Linked DNA regions of Homo sapiens: region 2 is linked to region 1. Evidence: read pairs that join two places in POLR2A ChIA-PET (ENCODE). Cell type or tissue: OCI-LY7. All regions are shown on one strand. Links, peaks and the distances in the headings refer to the core of each region. The heading gives the core; the rest is flanking DNA.

The links. ChIA-PET counts read pairs that join two places held together with the same protein. Peaks named below come from ENCODE experiments on the same cell type or tissue, not always from the same donor. Only the 100,000 strongest peaks of a DNase experiment are listed, where the experiment ranks them.
Region 2: POLR2A ChIA-PET joins it to region 1 with 8 read pairs; 10 of 35 experiments call an interaction of 5 or more read pairs at or near these places.

The regions. Positions count from the first base shown.
Region 1 is chr20:57,372,280-57,377,279 of GRCh38, forward strand. It overlaps RAE1 (ribonucleic acid export 1), which reads left to right. Exons shown (of 12, transcript NM_003610.4): 9 at 1,196-1,302; 10 at 1,384-1,459; 11 at 2,328-2,522. LOC124904938 (a long non-coding RNA gene) reads right to left here. Exons shown (of 2, transcript XR_007067671.1): 2 at 3,961-4,898. Among named protein-coding and RNA genes, the nearest start is that of RBM38, 17 kb to the right of the region's middle. RefSeq lists an enhancer at 2,201-3,198. In OCI-LY7, for the core only: no CTCF peak of the experiment used is centred there; a DNase peak (open chromatin) is centred at 2,712; H3K27ac peaks cover 1,080 bases.
Region 2 is chr20:57,476,963-57,483,495 of GRCh38, forward strand. No RefSeq gene overlaps it. Among named protein-coding and RNA genes, the nearest start is that of CTCFL, 45 kb to the right of the region's middle. RefSeq lists enhancers at 4,006-4,125, 4,136-4,185, 4,396-4,615, 6,378-6,533. In OCI-LY7, for the core only: CTCF peaks have their summits at 5,384 and 5,585; DNase peaks (open chromatin) are centred at 3,979, 4,689, 5,459, 6,429 and 1 weaker place; H3K4me3 peaks cover 3,453 bases; H3K27ac peaks cover 5,000 bases.

The sequences.
Region 1 (5,000 bases), core at 1-5,000:
AAGCCCTTCCCTGCCTCCCCATTTCCTTTTGGTTGAATCCAAAAAAAACCTGGTCCCATCTGGCTTCACTTCCTGCCACCCGGTGCTAGCGCCCTGGCCTCTCCGTTGTTGAGAACTGATTGCCATCGGCCTTTGCACAGGGCCAGTGCATGTGGCTCTTGGTGCAAGTGACACCCCTGGCATTGTGCAGTTCCTGGTGTGCCGCACAGTAGACCCTGTGCTGATGACCAGCCATGGCCTTTTCTGTCATCTAAGAACTTACAGATGTTTGTCAGTTTGCTTTACTTTTTTTCTTCGTACTCACAAAAGTAATGGTCTGGCAGTTTTTAAAAAGGCAGGGGAGCAAACAGTACAGGAATGAAAGAGGAGGCCGTTTTCCTTCGTACTTAGGAAACGTGCATCACCAGCAGCTGTCACGATGCCAGAGGCTGCTTCTCCCTTCGTCTTGCCTGGCCCCTGCCTGGGTCCTGCCAGGCTTCCCCTGAACTCACACGGAAGCTCAGATGACCAGCTTAGGCAGGGTGGATGGCCCTCCAAGCTTTGGCCAGGTTGCCACGACTGGAAGGAGGAAGTGGTAACTCCAAAGTTGGCTTCTCCTCGGGGTGGTCGGCTTTTCTGCCCAGGAGGCTGGGTAGTGGAATTTCTGGGTTCTTCTGTAGAATAGAGACCTGCCCTTGGGCCCTCACACTCAACACTGGGCGAAGTGCAGCGTGTTGCTTGTCTGTAGCATGGCCACTGCACCCACCGTCCCCTTCACCCTGTTACCCTGTGAGACGGGTGCGGCAGAGCCTGCATCCCTCCTCCAGCTGGGGAGGCAGAAGCGCAGAAGCTTCGGGTGACCTCCTGAGGGGTGTCTGCCTAGCCAGGGACGTCTCCATTCCCCACAGGCAGGGCCGCTGTCTGCCTCGCAGCCCATGGGGCTCTGCTGGCGTGAACGCGGCCTTGCAGGGTGGCAGAGGGAGAGCGAGCAGCGGGGGCGGGGGAGGAGCACAGGGTGTGCAGTTGGGTCATAAACTCACTGCTTAGATGGAGTTACTAAGGAGTTAGAAAGCAATGCTTACTGCTGTATCATATTTGAGTGATTTTTTCTGGTTCTTCTAAAACCTAAACATGGGGTAAAAATGACTTACCTTCACGTTAGTCATGAAATCTTATATTATGCTGTGATTATGTCTCTTTTTTATTTTAACTGTAGCATCGGTGTGTGGCTATTTTTAAAGACAAACAGAACAAGCCTACTGGTTTTGCCCTGGGAAGTATCGAGGGGAGAGTTGCTATTCACTATATCAACCCCCCGAACCCGTAAGTGTGACTCTGTCAGCTTGCAGATTTCACTGGACTTTTTTTAACAAAGGAAGACTTACATGAACCTTTGTCTTTCAGCGCCAAAGATAACTTCACCTTTAAATGTCATCGATCTAATGGAACCAACACTTCAGCTCCTCAGGACATTTATGCGGTACGTTTTTAGACACTTTAACCGTGGTAATACATCTGGAAACCAGACTTGGAGGTGGCTGAGGAATTGTGGGATCAGAAAAGACTCATCACTGAAGAGCTTGTGTGTTCATGTCCGGAGATAAGTGGCTTATGCTGTAGGCTTCAGGTTTCTGTGGATTTTTGTTGTTGTTTTTGAGACGGAGTCGCTCTGTCGCCCAGGCTGGAGTGCAGTGGCGTGATATCACCTCACTGCAACCTCCGCCTCCTGGGTTCAAGCGATTCTCCTGCCTCAGCCTCCCAAGTAGTTGGGACTACAGGCGCCCAGCTAATTTTTGTATTTTTAGTAGAGACGGCGTTTCACCATATTGGCCAGGCTGGTCTCGAACTCCTGACCTTGTGATTTGCCCGCCTCGGCCTCCCAAAGTGCTGGGATTACAGGCGTGAGCCACCGCACTTGGCCTTGTTTTCTGTGTTAACGTGCCGCCTAACTAGCAGTGTTGTGTATTTGTTTCTGAACATAAGCTTAGGATGTTTTGCCGAGAGTCTTCTCCCTCCCTCAGGAGCGCTGGTAGACAGTTCACACCCACAGCTCAGACTGAGAAATCTGTTTGCTCAAAAGAAACATTTTCCTGAGGTCTGCTCCTTGTTTCTTGCTGTCCACATGCTCACTTTCTCTGGTGTGCAGCCCTCACAGGAGGCAAGATTGGGTTCTGGGCTGGCATTTGATGGAGGAAGCCTGGATAGTTTCTCTTGCTATCAGCGGGCAGCAGCTGGAAGGAAATGTACCTGTGCGCTTTGTTTCCTAACTCAAGCAGGAAGTGTGCGTGGGTGGAACCTTCTCTGCGCCCCTCTGCCTGGCTTCTCATTGTGCATGTCAATCCTTGCAGGTAAATGGAATCGCGTTCCATCCTGTTCATGGCACCCTTGCAACTGTGGGATCTGATGGTAGATTCAGCTTCTGGGACAAAGATGCCAGAACAAAACTAAAAACTTCGGAACAGTTAGATCAGCCCATCTCAGCTTGCTGTTTCAATCACAATGGAAACATATTTGCATACGCTTCCAGCTACGACTGGTCAAAGGTGAGAACTCCCGGGCCTGCTCTGGGTGCTCCAAGGCAGCAGAGCCAGGCTCTGGGTTCAGAAGGCCTAGGCCTGAGTTGTGACTCTTCTCAGGACTCACGTGTGTCCTTGGGCAGGTCACCGTCCCCTCCCTGTAAGGGGAAATTGCAGGACTTCCTCAAATGGTTGTGGGGATTCAGTACAGCCTTTGGCCAGAACCCAGCACACAGGAAGTGCTCGGCCAGTGTGAGCCATTACGGGCTGCTCTGTTCCTGGGCACAGAAGCACAGGCAAGCCGGGGGCTGCACTTTATGAAGGGGGTGGCAGGGCGGGTCATGGAGCTTTCGCCTGGGTGCTGTTGGTTGCTTGGTTGGCTGGTGGTTTGGGCAGGGGGAGTTAGGAGCTGGCAGGAGTGGGGCTGCATTTTTGAGGCCTTTGGGCATGATGGTGAAATGTGTAGACTCGGGTACTCTGCCCAACCCCATGGGAAGTGTGTTGGCTTTCAACCAGCCTGCGTGTTTCTCCACTGCTCAGCTCTTCTGGAGAGGTTGTCATCATTGTATTTGTGGTTTTCATCATTCTCCTCCCACCCCACTCTGCCCTTTGCCCACAACAGCCTTCTAGACTTTTCCCTACCCTGCCCTGGCTTCCGATGGGGAGGTCACCTGCTTCACATAGGAGGGGCTTCCAGTGGCCTGCAGTGTCTTTCCCGCTCACCTCATGTCTGCCTGCGCTGACCCCGTCTCCTTCCACCCTCATGGCTCTTTTCTGGGCCTTCTCCCACTGTCTTCTGTCCCCGTCCACCAGCTCCTCCCCTCTGTCTAAGCATGGAAGGCTCGAGGAACCATTTCCATGTATATTAAGGCTATCGAGAGAGTGGTGTCAGCACCTACCCTCTTGGTTCCCTGTGCTCTGGCCCCTCCTCAGTCCACTGCCAGGTACTTTCTGGCCTCTTGCAGCTGTACTCAGAGTCCCTGTGGCCACGTCCTCCTCATCCAGTCCAGAAGCTTCCTTTCTGTCTGTGCCGGTCACTCACCCGTCCCTTCCTGTTCCATACAGCTCTCCTCCCTGCTTCTTGGCCATGTCCTGGTTTATTCTGCTTTGGGCTGTGGTTCCTGTCCTCCTGCCAGCTCCTGTCTCCTGCCCCTCTTGCCTTGCTGGCCCCCCGCTATCTCAGCCTGGGGGGCCACCACAGGGCTCTAAACAGCGCTTTGCATTCCCAAGACACCTGCTGCCACACAAGCCAGTGACTGGAGACGTCCCTTGGTTCGGGCCCTGCCCGCTCCACCTTTAGTATTTCCCAGTCTCAGGAGCGTGGCTGCACCTGAGTCTCCCTGAGGCCCCGAACTTAGACACAGAAGTCCAGCTGATTGCCTTCCATCCCTCTGACCCCTCCAGGCCTGCTGCTGCTTCTGTGTTTCCCTGTTTGAGGGTTTGCTGTGTGAGCCATGAAGCTGTGTTCTTTTTTTAAAGCAACTTTATTGAGGTACAATTGAAATACAGTCATTGTTTAAAGTGTACAATTTGATCAGTTTCAACATCTGTAAATACCCATGAAACTATCACCATAGTCATCTCCCCGAAAGGTTTTTGTGTATATTACTGTAATCTTCCCTTACGCACACACAAAACCATGGATCTGTTTTCTGGCATTATGGACTAGTCTGAATTTTCTAGAATTTTATATAAGTGGAGCCCTACGCTACATTTTCCCCTCGCCCCAGCTTCTTTCCCTCAGCATAAGGATTTTGAAATTCACCCATGCTGTTGAGTGAATCACTTGTCCGTTACTTTTCAGTGCTGGGTAGTATTCCCGGGTGGGGTGTGCCATTTGTTTATCCATTCACCTGTGTAAGCCATGCACTCAGTTTTGTGACAAGAGTGTACTTTTTTGGTTCTGCCTGGCTGGGGGTGGACAGGCTGTGGCGTGCGTGGAGCCCGAGGCCTCAGCTCCCACATCGGGCTCTTCATTGAATCTCCTCTTTGCATACTCATCCCAGCAGCTGCATCAAAATTCTGCATTTTAACTTAAATGACGCGGGACTCTATACGTTATACGCGTTAAAAAATGTAGTAAATTGAAAGCAGTGAGAAAGGTAATTGCTTTGAGTGCTGTTTAAAAATTGAAGTAAAATCTCATTCATTTAAGCAGTTAATGTCAGCTTATTGTGGGGGTTACATAAATTAGCATCTTTTTAGTTTAAAAGAGAAATTTGCTTCAGGGGTTTTTCATTGTTCTTAGTTCAAGGACAGTTATCTCCAGTGCAAAGTCATGATCACATATGATTGATGTTATTAGCTTGCTGCTTGAGTTACTGTTCAGAAAAACTACACTTTGTATATTATGAGAATTAGTGGTCACTGTTGAGCAAAACTTCTAGAGCTTTCTTGGCATGCCTGTTGGGAAGAGAATAAAAATGTGTCATCAGAGTACAGGTGACAGAGTGCACCCAGCGCCATGCCCCACCTCCCTCTTCCAGTCCTTTGGCCCACCTGCGG
Region 2 (6,533 bases), core at 1,534-6,533, 110 kb after region 1:
GACCTAGAGCCGAGGGGGCCATCAGCACCCGTTCTCTGAAGGCGGCTGGGGCAGATCCAGGGCAGTCGAGCAGGTGGACTCTGGCATCACCCTGCCCAGGCTCAAATCCCAGCTCCATCTTTGAGCTGTGTGACCTGGGATATGTTTCTTAACTTCTCTGTGCCTTGCTTTTGACATTTGTAAAAGGTGGATCATGATGGCATTTTCCTCCCAGGACAGGTATGAAGATTACAGATGAAATCAATCCAACATAATTGGTATAAACCACTTGGCTTAAGGGGTGCCTGGGACATCCACAGGGGCTCTGGTAACTGCGATTCCTGTTATGACCATGACAGGTGACAGCAGAAGGCCCCACCCAGCTCCCACCTCAGTTGTATAGACTGTGGGCTCTGCTTGGCCATGTGTGTTGTGGGGAAGGAGACCCTGTTTTCTCCTGCCTTTGCAGTCCCATTCTCTTTCCTAAGGATTCTCTTTTCCTTCTTTTTTTTTTTTCTTGAGTCAGTCTCGCTCTGTCACTCAGGCTGGAGTGCAGTGGCACGATCTTGGCTCACTGCAACCTCCACCTCCTGAGTTCAAGCTATTCTCCCTGCCTCAGCCTCCTGAGTAGCTGAGATTACAGGCACGTGCCACCACACCCGGCTAATTTTTGTATTTTTAGTAGAGACGGGGTTTCACCATGTTGGCCAGGATGGTCTTGAACTCCTGACCTCAAGTGCTCCGCCCTCCTCAGCCTCCCTTCTCTTTTCCTTTTACAGCCCTTCTGAGATGTCTCTTCTTCGGCGTTTCATTCACTCCCCGCGGCACCCTGGATGCCTGTTCACAGCTCGGTCCAGATTTCTAGAGCTGCTTTTAAAGGGCAGCTGCCACCCAGTGTTGCTCCCTGTATTCCCAGGTCCCCTTGCAGCCGCAGTGAGCTTGTCCCCATTCTGTAGACGGCAATAATCATAATAGTATTAGTAACAATGATGATAGGAAACATTTGCTTACCACTAATTAAATACGAGGGTCTGTACTAAGCCGGTGTCCCTGTATTATCTCACTTCAAGATCTCCGGGGTCACAGAGGCAGCCTGTTTCCAGAGACAGTAACTGAGGCACGGAGAGAGGATGAGGAAATGAAGCTGGGAGACGGTGACTAGCTTGGTGTTCCTTACAAATGGGAGGTGGTGGCTGGAATAGGCCAGGCTGGCCTGACTCAGAGTCCAGCTCTAACTTCTGTCACCAGATTTAAATGGGATTCTGGAGTTTTAATTTTCCCCAAGCAGACGCTTCCTCCTTAACGTCACGATTTCCACACGTGCTGGACACATTTGGAGGTGGACAGAGATGAGGCAAAATTAAACTTTTTCGAGTTGAGTCTGGTTACTCTGGGTAGAGGATCTTGCAAAACCACCTTGCTTTGCTGGGAGAGACTTTGGTCGTGAAAGATAAATGTTCTGCCGTCTGAATCAGAGGTAGGACGCCCCATGCTGCGAATTGTGGCTGCTTAGAAATATTACTGTTTATTGAGTTGCTTTTAACAATTTGGTAAGGAATTTAAATCCCCCATCAAATAAATGAATTGTTATTAGTTTACAAGAGTGGTCTTGGATTTCCACTTCTTTCTAAATAAAGCCTCAGGAAGACAAAAGGGACATGGGGAAATTGCAGGTTAATTTTTTGGTGTGCTCGTGAAATTCCAGGGCGCATGCAAATGAGGGCGAAGATGGTCACACGGATAAGAGCTTAAACTCGCCGAGAGCCTGCCATGCCAACTCACTTTAAAAAATCAAATATATGAAAACAATAAACTTTATAACGTAGCTATGATAAATGGAGAACACAATCATTTGCCAACAACAGTAATAAAAATAATGATTATGATCAGTCACATATTTTGAGCATTTACTCTGTGGCAGGCACAGCTGTAATGTTTTAAAACTGATGTTATCCAAATTAGCCGGGCACGGTGGCCCACGCCTGTAATCCCAGCTACTCGGGAGGCTGAGGCAGGAGAATCGCTTGGAACCCAGGAGGCAGAGGTTGCGGTGAGCCGAGATCGCGCCACTGCACTCCAACCTGGGCAACAGAGCAAGACTCTGTTTCAAAAAACAAAACAAAACAAAAATCTGGCGTTATGCTTTGAAGCTGGTACCATTGTTTCCATTTTACAGATAAGGAAAATGAGGTTAAATTCTTCTTCCAGTATGTTAACAATAGGGGTATCCAATGAAGACATGAAACTTGCTTCACCCATTTTTTCATTTTTTCACCCATATCCTCCTCCTTTCTTCCCTAATTTCACCTATTTTCATCCTTAAAAGTTTAGAAACTTGACCCAGCAGCACCCTCCTAGCCTAGGCTGGTGAACACCCTGTTCCTCACCCATCTTGTAGCTCCGAAGTGCCCACCACACCATGCCTGTTGGTTAATGCAGCCTTCCCCATTGCAGTCCTGCTAAGGAGGGCTGGGACAGGACCCACTCTCCGCCTTCCCAGTGTGGGGCACAGAGTGGGTTCTCAGCAGACATTGCCAAACAAATGAATGAGGGAATCAGTGAATGAATGAATAAAGCAAATGCAGAAGCAAATTCAGATCCAAAATCCACCAGAGGTGTTTCACTACGATTTCAGTGGTCCCTGTCTTTGGTTTAGCAGCGATGTGTCTTTTTGAGGCCCTAAACTACTTTCCTAAAATGAGGCTATTAGGGAGCACCAACCCTGGACCTCCCCCAGGGACTGTTGCAAGGATTAAACCAGTTAACATGCTAGTGTATCAGAACAGTGCCTGACCCAGAGCAAACACCCACAAATGTTAATAACAGTAATAACAATATTATTATTTTATTTTATTTTTTTGAGATGGAGTCTCACTATAGCACCCAGGCTAGAGTGCAGTGGCGTGATCTCGGCTCATTGCAACCTCCACCTCCCGGGTTCAAGGGATTCTCCTGCCTCAGCCTCCCAAGTAGCTGGGATTACAGGTGTGCACCACCACGCCCAACTAATTTTTGTATTTTTGTTTTGGTGTTTGTTTTTTTTTTTTGAGATGGAGTCTTGCTGTTGTTGCCTGGGCTGGAGTGCAATGTCATGATCTCGGCTCACTGCAACCTCTGCTTCCTGAGTTCCAGCAATTCTCCTGCCTCAGCCTCCCGATTACCTGAGATTATAGGCACCTGCCACCATGCCCAGCTAATTTTTGTATTTTTAGTAGAGACGGGGTTTCACCATGTTGGACAGGCTGGTCTCGAACTCCTGACCTCAGGTGATCTGCCCACCTCGGCCTCTCAAAGTGCTGGGATTATAGGTGTGAGCCACTGCGCCTGGCCTATTATAATTTTATATATGAGATATATGATGTCTACCTATCATTACCATTTAAGACAAGTGATATGGGTTTCCCGTGTACTGTAGCACTGTGAGATTTTATTTTAAAATAAATGCATTTGATTTTAAAAAGTGAGTTGGAAATAAGTAAATATCGGTGCGGGTGAATCCTAGACAGGATCCCAATCCCGAGGTGGTGTTCAACCCCTGGGTGTAGGACCTCAGGTGAAGGGTTACTCAATTTGGGGCAGCTTCCCTAAGCCATGATTGTGCCGCACGCATGGCTGGCAGCATGGATGTCAGTGTGGGGAGGCCCAGGCCCTTGGAGGAGGCTGAGGCAGCCTTGTCTGGGACCCCAGGTACGCCTCCAGCCATCTTCCCCACAGCCCCTTCTCTGAGCGCGCAGCCATCACCCCAGACCCGGGCTGATATTTTTAGCACACAGGCACCCTGCACGGCCCTGTACACTCTGACCAAATTTAGAAATCTCAAGAGATCTTTGCTTTTCTACGCCTTCAGAAGGAGCAATGAATGAAAAGGCTCCCAGCCTCCGGTTTAGTGAGAGCAAACCCTCCTGTTTGCAGGGCTCTCTCTGGTAGGGAACCCCAAGCTTTACTGTGCAGTGAAAAAAAGCCAGGTGCAGAATCCTGTGTGTGTTTTGGGTCTACGGTAGCAAATGCAAAGCAACCCCTGCACCGTGCACGTGTGTCTGAGTCAGCACAGCCAGCAGCGGGGCGTGGAAGGAGCCCCCCGCAAGTGGGGGAGGAAGGGGCTGTGGAGGTGATTACCTCACTCTCATGCAGGGCTGAATATTACTGTTTCCCCTGTTAAACAAGGGTGTATTACTTCCGAAATCTGACAACCCCAAGCACCAAAAGGTTTAAAAATATCTCGAGATTGTAAAGCCTCCGACAGAATGCTGAAACAGGATTGCACAGTTGACCAGGAGCTTCTGAGGTTGTGGCGGACCCTCCATGTTTCTGACTGCCGGACAGTCACAGCCCCCTCTTCCCTAATGCCACCAGATGTTCCCTGGGACACCTGCCCCCAGCTCTAGTCCACATAATGCTGCCCTCCACCTCCAGACCCAGGGGAGGGGAGTGGTCAGGGCCGGCCAAGCCAAGCACCGTATGGCCCCTGGTTCAGGACATCGCTGGGACCCAGAGGCCAGAGACCTTCAGCTGGGATCCCCAAGGATCCCTTGGGACCCCTGGGACTGTTGTCCACCTCTGTGCCACCAGGAGAGGAGAGCCCCACTAAGACTGGAGTGACACCGGAAGGTGCAACCAAGAGCAGGCAGGGAGAACACGGAGTGCAGGCGCTGCCTGAGCCCCTGCCCTGGGCTGTGTCGGGGGAGCTACTGTGGAACTTTCTGTCTATGCAGGCTCAGCAGGCCACAGTGTGCACCACCCGGCTCCTGCCAGTGAACCTACAAACGCTGATGGCTAGATTATTTGCATATGTGTTGTTAAATATGGCCAATATTAAAATTAAATGATACAAACATGTAATTAAAGGAATTACATTAAAAACAGAGATAATAGCTCCTCAGGACACCTCACTCCCTAATTAGCATACTGCACTTCACCATTCCCCAGGCTCTTGGGGTGCCACCTCGGCTGCATTTGGGGGAAGGAAATGCTTTAGGTCTGGACGTGCATTCCTGTGCGTCCTCTGGATAGCAGGAAATCTGCCAGCATGGAAATGGCAAATGCTACAAACAGGGGTCCCCCCAAAGCCATTGCTTCCCAGCATGCCTCTGAGAGAAGCCCTGTAACACAGGCCAGGGGGCACCTGCTCTGCAGGACCCCAAGCAACAGGAAGGAAACAGGAAGGAGAAGGGGAGGAGAGGGGGAGGAGAGGGGGAGGAGAGGGGGAGGAGAGGGGGAGGAGAGGGGGAGGAGAGGGGGAGGAGAGGGCAAGGAGAGGTCTTCGGCATCCTTATGGTGAAAACCACATTTTCTCCTCCCCATTTCCCTGGTAGCTGGGAAGCGCATTCAATTAACGTGTATTGATTGGCTTGAGGAAATCGGGCTCCCAGAAGTCTAGGGCCTTGCTTAAGGTCACCTAGCGGTGGGGCAGGAACTGGGACACAGTTTTAATTTGACTCCGGAGCCCTGGACTGGCCTTGTAATTGGTACTTCTTGTGCAGTGCTCACGGACACCTCAGCTGAATGAAGGCCGTGCAGGTGGCTGGACAGAAACGCCCTGTAGCCCGCATCCCTCACGTTCAAGGCTTCTGTTTTTTCAGCACTCATTTCTAAGTGGCTTGCAGCCTTGCAAGATGAATTGTGGAAGTGCATGGGCACAGTACTTAAAAACATAGAGTCCCGAGCTGAGGCAGGTCTGCCCTTTCCAGTTATTTTCCAATCCTTGTGATTACAAAGAGGTTTCTTATTTAGGGGTGAGCCTGACTTTCACACTCGGGCAGGCTCCACTGGCAGCCAGCCTCCTGTGTCCCAGCCTCCAACAGAAGTTAAAGACACGAGGAGGGTTCAATGCATTCACTTTGGGGGATCCCTCCTGCTTATTAAGAAAATGATTTTCCATTTTTGGTAACAGTAGAGTTTTCTTTTAAAATTATTTAAGTAAATTTGGGGAGCAAATGCTACAGATAGTTATGGAAGGCATCCTGAGCTGATGGGCAGTTGCTGGATTTGATGGGAAACCAGGATCCAATTCAATTTCCCAGAGAACCCGAGGCCTGGCGCGGGCAGGGAGGGTCAAGGAAGGGAGGAGCCCAGGGTCCGGCCCTCGGCCCCAATCAGGGAATGCAGCTGCCTCAGAAAATGCTGGCTTTCATATGTCAGGGACAAAAGGGACCCTTTTTTCTCCCCTTTTTTTAGTTAGAAGGAAACCTTTGAGCCATTTATAAAGACAGGCTCGCTGACTTATGGGAAAGTGGGCTTCTCTACTGTCATTTACTAACTGGTATGCTTTAGCTCTGTGTCCCCACCTGAATCTCATCTTGAATTATACTCCCATAATTCCCACGTGTTGTGGGAGGGACATGGTGGGAGATCATTTGAATCATGGGGGCAGTTTCCCCCATACTGTTCTCATGGTAGCGAATAAGTCTCATGAGATCTGACGGTTTGATCGGGGGTTTCCGCTTTTGCATCTTCCTTATGTTCTCTTGCCGCCGCCAAGTAAGAAGTGTCTTTCACCTCGCGCCATGATTGTGAGGCCTCCCCAGCCATGTGGAACTGTAAGTCCAATTAAACCA